2 separate regions of the Homo sapiens genome follow, and region 1 is linked to region 2. The links are chromatin contacts, found by Hi-C in ENCODE. All regions are on one chromosome and are shown on one strand. Each heading gives the region's core, a stretch centred on a gene start or an enhancer-like site at or near the end of the contact. The rest is flanking DNA. Distances are from core to core; before and after follow the strand shown.

Region 1 (4,343 bases), core at 347-2,846, 420 kb before region 2:
AATCAGCCAAGACTTCTAATTGGCAAGCCGAAGCCCTCCCCATAAACAACCCCCTACTGGTTGAATACTGAGGTGACACACTCAGTTGCATCAGCTCTAAGATTCAGGTCAATGTCTCTTATTATTTTGAATGGCATCTGATTATAGATTAATACGTGTTTTGTCTAAGGTTACCTTGAAGTGTCTTCGTTTGTCCTCATGGAAGTGACTGAGCATGCTTGATTTTTTTCCATGTTGCTTAGCTTTCAGATACAAATTAAGCAATATATTGTATTCCTTCTGTCTAACCATGTGGTTGGTATAATTTCTCCACAGACAGCTGAATTCAACAGCCTGTGTGTAGTGATTCAACATAAGTAAGGACAAAACGGTAGGTGGTAAAGGTTGTCAGAAGGACACCTGGGCCTTCACTAGGTGCTGCCACTAAAGCCAGGCCATCAGATATGGCAAACCTCAGGGTGCTGCCAAATCTTACAGACCAAATTCTTTTCACCTGGGAATTTTACCCATTCATCAGACCCAATATTTCTCCTAAGTCAGGAGACACGATGAGAATTTTATCAAATCAATTCTGCAGTTAGTAACTTGACTACCATCTAGCATGTTATTCTAGCCATCTATCCATTTCTTCAAATCATAGACTATTTCAGGATATTTCCCCAATCATACTCGGATCTCAAATGATAGGCTGAACTCACTCTGCCTCTTTTGAGTGACCACTGTGCTCAACAGAAGCACTGATGTTACCATGGTTTCCTTAGTGACAGAGATATTACAAAGGGGAGAGTATGGTTGAGGAGGCAAAGCATGAAAGGGAAAAGGGGCCTTGATATTCCTGTGTGCAGAGTGCTAGCCAGACTTCACTGCCTCACACTGGGGACAGTTGTCCAGCTCATGAAAGATTGCTGTCAGGGGATAAAAGCCTCGTTTGGCTCACTTAAGATTTGTGAAGTATGTTCTGTGCATCAGGCATTTTACCATTTTAATTTCCAGAAAAGACAGCTAATTTTTCCTGTGCATCTGGGATGTTCCCCCAGGATAGCAGAGATGAGAAGGCAGTTTTGTGGTGCCACAGTTGTATATGGGCTTAATTTGAAATGATTAGTTTCATTAGCCTTGATATTCTAATTGTATCTCTACATTTCACCATCTTGCATAGAGAATATGCAAAACAAAGGGCTATTGAGCCAGGGTTGGAAGGAGCCCTGATTTCGATTGTTTCTCATTTTCCTTTTGGTTTTCAATAGAAATCAATCCCTAGTGTTCAGTAAGGCCTCCGAGCCATTGGAGCCATTTAGCAGAGCCCTGCTAGGGTGTGCGCTTACCTGGACAGGTTCCTGACTAGTCATCCACTGCTGTCAGGACTTAAGGATGATGCTTATCAAGGTTCTTCTTATGCTGCTAGAGAAACTGCCACCTATTTCTCAGAGATTCTTTCCTGGGTAGAGGTACCTAAATGTTGCCCCAAGTTCCATGGAGTGTGATAGCCACCAGATTTGACTTCAATAATATTCTTCATCTCAGAAGCCGGGGTGACTGGGCAACTTGTAACATTTTGTGTTTGTAAGGTGGTGGGATTTTATAGAATAATGAATCTTCACAGAGCCCTGGGTTGCTAGGGAACCTCGATTTAGTTCCACTTTGGAATGAGGAAAATATGAAAAGAAAAAGAGAAGTAAATTTCTTAGAATTTCCCCACTCATGTTTCAGTGCTGATACAGAATTCCAGAATGACTGAGTATCCTAAGCCCATGTCAGTTATCTCTCAAGGTTGAAAGGAGAAACCCGGCGAAAGGATAGGGCAGTAAAAGAGAACTGAGGTGGCTGTTTGAAAGGGGCCATGTCTCCTCGGAGACACGTGTCTCTCTAGGAGGATCACTATACCGCATTGTTTCTCCATGGCTCTCATGTACTCTTTTGAGACCTTAGTGTGCTGTTTCTAGATCAACAATTTATGATATTTATTGAGCACCTGCAATGTGTCCAGCTTTGTGCTTGGTGATGTGAAGGCAAGAGATGTAAGGACCTGGTTTCTAATCTTCAAAAAAGTCTACACTGTGGTTGAAGTGGTGAGGTTTATTCAACTAAATTAATTTAGAAACTATATCAGATAGATAACATATAGAAGCTTATGCTACCTGTTTGCGGGTCAGAGGTTCCTTTCTTGCCATTGGAAAAGAGAAAGGAGAGAAAACACCAAGTGTCAGAGTCACTGGGAAAGGCTTCTAGAAGGAGGAAAAGCTTAAATTGTGGAAAAGAATAAGAAAGTCTGATAGGTCCCTGATATTTGTGAGCTTCTAATTACACCAATATCATGATAATTTCTTCCACAACAGAAACACAAAGAGAGTTTTTGCCTCCGAAATGACAAGCAGAGAACCACAAGGCAATGTTGAGATGCAGAGGGTGGCAGTTTCCCTCCTAGCAGAGTGACTCACTCATGCCTCCACTCCAGGGTGCAGGGCTTAGATTCATGACAGGTAAGAACAGGCCATAGGCCTTACAGGTGGCTTTCGAATACATGAAACCAGGGATCTACTGTATTTCAAGATGGGGAGATTTAGCATGAGGCACAGAGGTGAGACTGGTGAAGAATCTGTTCCAGCTAGGATGAAAGTTCGTGGAAGGAAGCAACAGGAACAGGGTCTGCTCGTAAAGGGTATTGAGGTTAGACCCGGTGCAATGATTCAAGAGGAATTCTTATATCTTATTGGACAAGCTAAAGATACGGGATAAGGGCTGTTTTAGAAACACTTCAATGGGAGTGGCATAGGAAAGAATTGGAGGGGAAGGAAAAACTAGAATCAAGGAGATGAGTTAGAATGTAGATTTTATGAGAGGATGGAGATTGCACTGGCAGAAAAGAAAGGGCAAGTCAGCAAGATTCTGCAAATAATAGGCTTTGGTGATAAATTTTCATAGACTATGAGGAAGGAGATGAAGAAAAAGGAGGGTAAGAAAAGACGGTCTTAGCGATACTCCACAACTTCCCGATACTCCGTTGTCTAAAGTAGTTTCTCCACTGTGCATGTGTGCTGGGTGATGCTTCACATGCAAAACACTCCGTGGGCCCATGGTTGTAGTTCTCTTTTTTGAAAAATTACAAACATTTAAAATTGTGGTAAAATGTACATAGCATTAAATTGATCATATTAGCCATTTTTGAGTTATACAGTGCGGTAGTGTCAAATACATTCATATTGTTGTGTAGCCAGTCTCCAGAACCGTTTTCATCTTGCAAAACAGAAACTCGGTACCCATTAAACAACAACTTCACATTATCAACCACCCCTCTCCTTTCTGTCTGTAACTCTCATACAGTATTTTTCCTTTTATGACTGGCTTATCTTACTTAACATCATGTCCTCAAGCTTCATCCATATTGTTGTGTGTGTCAGAATTTCCTCCTTTTTTAAGGCCGAATAATATTCTGTTGTACATATGTACCACATTTTGTTTATTCATTCATCCACGGGTGGACATTTGGGTTACTTCCACCAATTGGCTATTGTGAATAATACTGCTATAAATGTGGGTGTTCAAATATTTCTTCAAGACCTTGCTTTCAATTCTTTTGGGTATATACCCAGAAATGGAATTGTTACATCATATGGTGATTCTATTTTCAATTTTTTGAGGAGCCACCATATTGCTTTTCAGAGTGGCTGCAGCATTTAACATTCCCACCAGCAGTGCACAGGCATTTCGAATTTCTCCATATTCTCACTTTATTTTCTGTTTTGTTGTTTTTCGTATTTTTTGCTTGTTGTTGTAGTCATCCTGATAGTTGTGAGGTGGCCCGTGGTTGGATTTTGAAGGTATGTCATTCCACTCACTGGGTGTAATTCTGTCTCTTTTTCTGTCATTTAAGAAAACACACTGGAATACATGAGTTTATGAATGACTTTGAAATGGTGAGAATATTGAGTCAGCTCTAGTTTGTCTTTTGTAATGGAACTCATTCTGACACCTTGGTATTCTATCATGAGTAACAACTTATTTGTGACACTCCCTATGACTTACTGAGACTCATCAGTGAGTCCTGACGTCACAGTTGAGAACCACTCCTCACTGAATTGAGTTTACAATACAAAATATTTCTTCATAAACACCCAATGAAAACAGCACGTTCCCCCCGGAATCAGTGCTACCAAAAGTAAGGAAAAAGCAAAAGTAAAAAGGAAAGCCAGTCATGTAACAAGATTTTATTTCCTCCCAAGTGGCTTTATCAGAGACACTTATCAGAAACAATGCCTCTCTCCATTTACAGAAACTCTGAAATCCAAGGTTTGAAACCTGAGGCCGAAGTACCTATCACTCCTCTCTTAGGTAGATGGTTAGTG
Region 2 (5,018 bases), core at 55-2,554:
TATCTCTGAATAACTTATTTTTTAACAATTTCTAAATGTGTTGTTTTTCTCACATTTCTTGTTATGCTTTAGATTTACAAATACTATGTATTTAAACTATGAAAACATAGAAACTAGTCCCGAAATATTTTTAAGTACCAAATACAGATTTCACTTCATCCATTAAATCTCTGTTGGCAGGATTTTATTTCTTTACCCATGTGAACTCAGTTAAAACTTAAACTGTGCCCACCTTGCACTGATTAAAACTAGAATTTTCAAAGCCCAAAACAGTGTTTTATTAGAACCATGTCCAATCCAGACCCTGACAAAATCGATATTCACTTTATGACACTGTTTGTTTGTATAATTTTTATTGTGTCTTTTTAAAACTTTATTTCCAATATAGGAAATGCTTTTTTCTTTAATAAAAATACTTATGTCTTTGGAAAATGAGAGTCCTCTAGGATTTCAAAGACCTCTTCTAATACAAAGAAGTTTTTGTCTAAACGGAAACGGCTTCAGATGAGATCAGCTAAAAACAAGTCCATTTTGTTCAAGCTGATCAGCACTTATTCACTTACAATGAGGGACATTTTATAGGTTTCTCTGTCATTTGAAAAATGGTTCTACTATTGGGTGCTATTCCTAACTCTTAAAGAGTGGCCAAAGGCATCACTAAAGAATTCACCACTCTGTTTCTCACTCCCTCATAGAAATTAGGAAAATCAAATGGGAAAGAAGCTGATGACAAGGCAGAAGAATAAAACACAGATCAGGTCCCTGTCCCTGTATCCAATTTCAGGGTGGGCCAGAGGGTCTCCAGTGAACAGAACTTTCCTAGAAGTAGAAGATACTCATCATGTATACTGAAGACTGAAAATAGAGCTGTCTGCTTGGCTTATAACCTCAGGCTGACATAAGCCTGATGAAGAAGAGCCCAGTTCTCCAAGTCATTTGCAGAACCGACCCATTCAGTCACAGTTGTAGACCTTCATTTAGAACTAGCCTTGTGCCTTGAACAACTTTATAAAGAGAATCAAACTCTCATAGCACCATGTTCCAGTCTGACCCAGAACTGAAGAGGCCTTGGGGTACAGGACCCCACCAGCCAGCTTCGGTACTTCCTCTACCTGAATCCCGACATCAGACCCCTCTAAAGAGCCTCTCAATGGTTCTGGCAAATGCCACGGGTGTCCCTTTGAAACTCTCCCCAGTCATGAGAGATGTGGATACAGACAAGGAGACCTTCACTGCCTGGCCTGAAGGGAGGGAAGGCACGACCGCGGGCTCGGGCAGCTGCAGAGGGGAGCCTCTCCAGCTGTCCCTGGGGCGAGGCTGAGAGCAGCAGATCCCTCAGCAGATCCCTGCACGTATTTTTAGACAGAGACTCCTCAATGGCATAATGAGGTTCTTCTTTTAAAAGGAAATCACCCAGGGCAGTACAACTCCCCTGATGAATCTGGGCTGTGTCAAAATGAAAAACATACGTGCGCATTCTGAAACTAGAAACTCAGGATTAGATAAAGCAGAACTTGAGAGAGGAAGATAATTAGTGGTGCTGATGTTTAAAAAAGAAAAAAAAAAGAAGTATAGAATTAAAAAGCTATACTGCATCTATATATCTTAATTAATCAAGGGATGTTGTTAAAGAAGTTCTGAGTTCAATTTAATCTTCCAATCTTGAGTTCAATTTAATCTTCTGATCTCTAACTACTGAAGACATTTTATCCATTTTATCTTACGCACATAAGACCTTGTGGAAGTAAGGTTGTTACCACCTGCACAGGATGAAAAGTATACTCTTTATGCTCTTATCTTAGAAACCTTTATGGAACTAAGTAGCCTACAACTATACATATAACAGGATAGCTAGGTTCGGGGAAATTACCTAAACCAAATCTCTACATTCTATTTTTTTTTATATTTAAAATGTTTTGAAACAATGTTTTCATAAATGAATTCTGACATGAACTAAAGTGTAGGATGGCACAGATCAAGAATTTTCTGGCACTTCTGCTTTAACCATACCACCAAACTTCGTGTGTGTGAGAGAGAGAGAAAGAGAGAGGGAGAGAGAAAGGAGGGAGACGGAGGGAGCCGTGTGTATATTTCTGGTTTTCTGAGTTGTTTTCTCAGTTGATGCACATGAGATTAGGTTTAAGGGCTTGTTCTGTAATTGACCGCAGGGACTCCTTTTTTAAAAAACCTGAAAAGTTAAAAAGTTCTTTCAAAACTGTAATGAATAAATCATATCAAAAATGAGGCAGGGTAGGGGTTGGGGAAGGTCCGATATTTGGCCGGCAAACAGAGCAGTATAACCCACCAACTACTCTTTAGATCCTCATACTTGAAACCCCAGTGTCATTATTATATGCCTATGATATTCATTTAGGCTAGCATATTTATTCTCAGTTTTTTTCTAATTTAAAAAAATATATCAAGTCCCCTTCAACCAGAGACAGTCATTGCCTTTACTTTACGTGACCACTGTAAGCTCCAGGGACTGTGCTCAGGCTCATTGCCAAGGCCTGCATTTTCACTTACAGGCAGTCGGTGATCCTGGTACATCATGAGAACTGAGTGTGTCCGCCAAGACAGAGTCTCCACAACTGTCCTCACATGATTGACTCACGGCGCCCATCTGTGAGGCCTTCACTGCAACTTGTAGGCTCTCAGCTAAGATGGAGAAAAACAAAAATAAATCTAAAAAACAAAGATAGGTATATATTTAATCTAGACCAGGAATTGGCAAATCGCATTTGGCCTGTCCCTGTTTTTATAGGACCCAGGGGCTAAAAATGATTTTTACATTTTTAAAGGTTGTCAAAACATGGGCATGTGCCTACGCACGCGCGCACACCACACACACACACCCCAGAGACTGTGTGATTTACAAAACCCAAAATACTTAGTATCTGGCCCTTTATAGGAAAAGTTTGCAGATCTTCAATCTAGACCAATACTTTTAGCATCATTTTACGACAGAGAATTAACTCAATAGAAAACTATAAACCATTATATTAAAATATCTCAAATGCAACTTTCAGTAAACTGGTATGCCTAAAAACTTCCTGTCATTCAGTTAGTATAAATATACCAGGCATTAAAATTTTAAAACCTGTTGCCCAGAAATATTAGCTATTCCTCAAAAGAGTATTTCCCTACACTTATCTTTAGAAATACAGATTCCCAGTCTTTGGCTCCAGACTTACTGGATTTGATTCTCTGGAGGAGAAAACAGGATCTGTATTTTAAATAAGCACCTGTTCTAGGGGATATTGGGCATTTGACAACTAAGAGGGGAGTTTACAGATTGGAGGAGGAAAGAGACATACACAACCCACTAGACCATACAGAAGCATGTGATCAGCACTCATCTCCATCAGCATTATTAGAGCATTATAAATGCTACTGCAGCATGGAGGAGGAAGAGCATTCTATTATCTATTAGGATTCGGAATATGTTTTTACAGGAGGTGAAAACTGAGCAGGACCTGGAAGGATGGATGGGTTTCAAGAGGAAGAGACAGAAGAAAAGAAAGGAAGGAGGAAAAGCTGTCCAGCAGAGTGAAGTCCCAGGAAGACGATTCAAGGTGCACTACTGAACTGGCTTTTTGTCGGAAGATAACTCCCTCACTCTGATAAGAACTCCTGCTCCATCTTTCGGCTGCAAATGGGGCTGGATGGTCAGTGACCCAGGGTGGATTATCCAACTGCGGCTCACGCAGCACCTCCATTGCTCTGGGTTCTAAGCAGCTGGGTCCGCCGCTGCCCCGGCACCTCTGTCACGGTGTGCCAGGGGAATGGAAGCAGATGGGCGTACAACCCAGCGTTAGTGAAAGTTTTGGTGGGGGAGAAAGTTAAAGCCACTGGCTGATACTGAGAGTGGGCGATTTATTTCATCAAGCCTTTATCAAAGACAATGAGGGAGGTCACTGCTTCTTGTCAACCCACTTGGAAGTTTCTTCTTGACTTTATTTCTAAAATATATCTTGCCTCGGCCTCTTCTCTCTGCTCCCATTGTCAATGGCACTGGTCTAGACCAAGGCTCATCTTAACTTCTGTGATCACATCCTAACAGGTCTCCAGGCAGATTTGTCTCCTAATCTCTTGTCCATTCAGCAGCCAGTGTTTTAAGACATAAATAAGATCATGCCACACCCATGATTAAAAGCTTCCAGTGCTTTCCATCATATTTGGAATAACATCCTCTTCTAAAATTATTTAAACACAGCCTACAATGATCTGATCCCAGTCTGCCTGGCCCACACCACCTCATCTAACGGTGACCCCCGCTGACATCTGCTACTCTGGCCTCCCTTCTTTCCTTAAACACGTGAAGCTCACTGCAGCCTCAGGGGCTTTGCACTTCCTTCTCTCTGCCCAAGATGATCCTCCCCAAGCTTTTGAGACAGCTGGCTTCTCATTTCTCAATCCTCATCTCAAAAAGAGGTCTTTAGGCTAATCTCTCTGAAGTAAAGCCTTCATCTTACCACAATCCCATTATCTTTGGGATAGATAACTATCCAAAGTTCTCTTTTTTCCGTAAGTATTGTCTGTCTTTCCTCACTAAAAGTTTTACAAAAGCATTACTGCCTCCCTAGCACCAGCAACAGTACAAGATAGATGCTCAATGGATATCTGATAAACAGATGGATGAGGGGTTCTATCAGTGAACCCTACTTCAGACCTCTATGCCCTTCTCAAGACCTCAGTTTCCTCAACTGGGAAATAAAGATGGCTGATTCTAAGATTTCTAAATTCTCTTCCAGAGCTAATATTCTGAAATTCTAAACCAGAGGCTGGCAAACATTTTCTGCAAAGAGCCAGTTAATAGTTTAGGTTTTGTGGACTAAACAGTCTGTCAAAACTGCTCATCTCTGCCACTGTAGGAAAAAGTAGCCAGAGGCAACACATAAACAAGCAGATGTGGCTAAGTTCCGGTAAAACTAAACTTACGAAAGCAGGTTGTGGGATGTGTGTAGTCCGTGGTCTGTAATTTACCAGCCCTTCTTCTGTACAACAGCATTTCCTGC

What was found. Hi-C counts contacts between places; a loop is a spot of excess contacts on that map. Pooled maps may share reads with other maps.
Region 1: a map of PC-9 shows a loop between it and region 2 (4-fold over the local background). The contact joins the promoter of LINC01333 here to the enhancer-like site in region 2. A Hi-C loop is called at or near these places in 2 of 168 maps with a recorded cell type or tissue (PC-9 and mammary epithelial cell), 3 of 37 single-sample maps with no recorded cell type and 10 of 50 pooled maps.

The regions. Positions count from the first base shown.
Region 1 is chr5:74,318,840-74,323,182 of GRCh38, reverse strand. LINC01333 (long intergenic non-protein coding RNA 1333) reads right to left here and starts at 1,596. Exons shown (of 5, transcript NR_197443.1): 1 at 1,326-1,596.
Region 2 is chr5:73,895,602-73,900,619 of GRCh38, reverse strand. ARHGEF28 (Rho guanine nucleotide exchange factor 28) reads right to left here. Exons shown (of 36, transcript NM_001177693.2): 30 at 2,527-2,658. Among named protein-coding and RNA genes, the nearest start is that of LINC02122, 210 kb to the left of the region's middle. Within about 2 kb of position 1,304, at least 2 of the 41 ENCODE cell types and tissues checked have a DNase peak (open chromatin) inside an H3K27ac peak, as active enhancers do.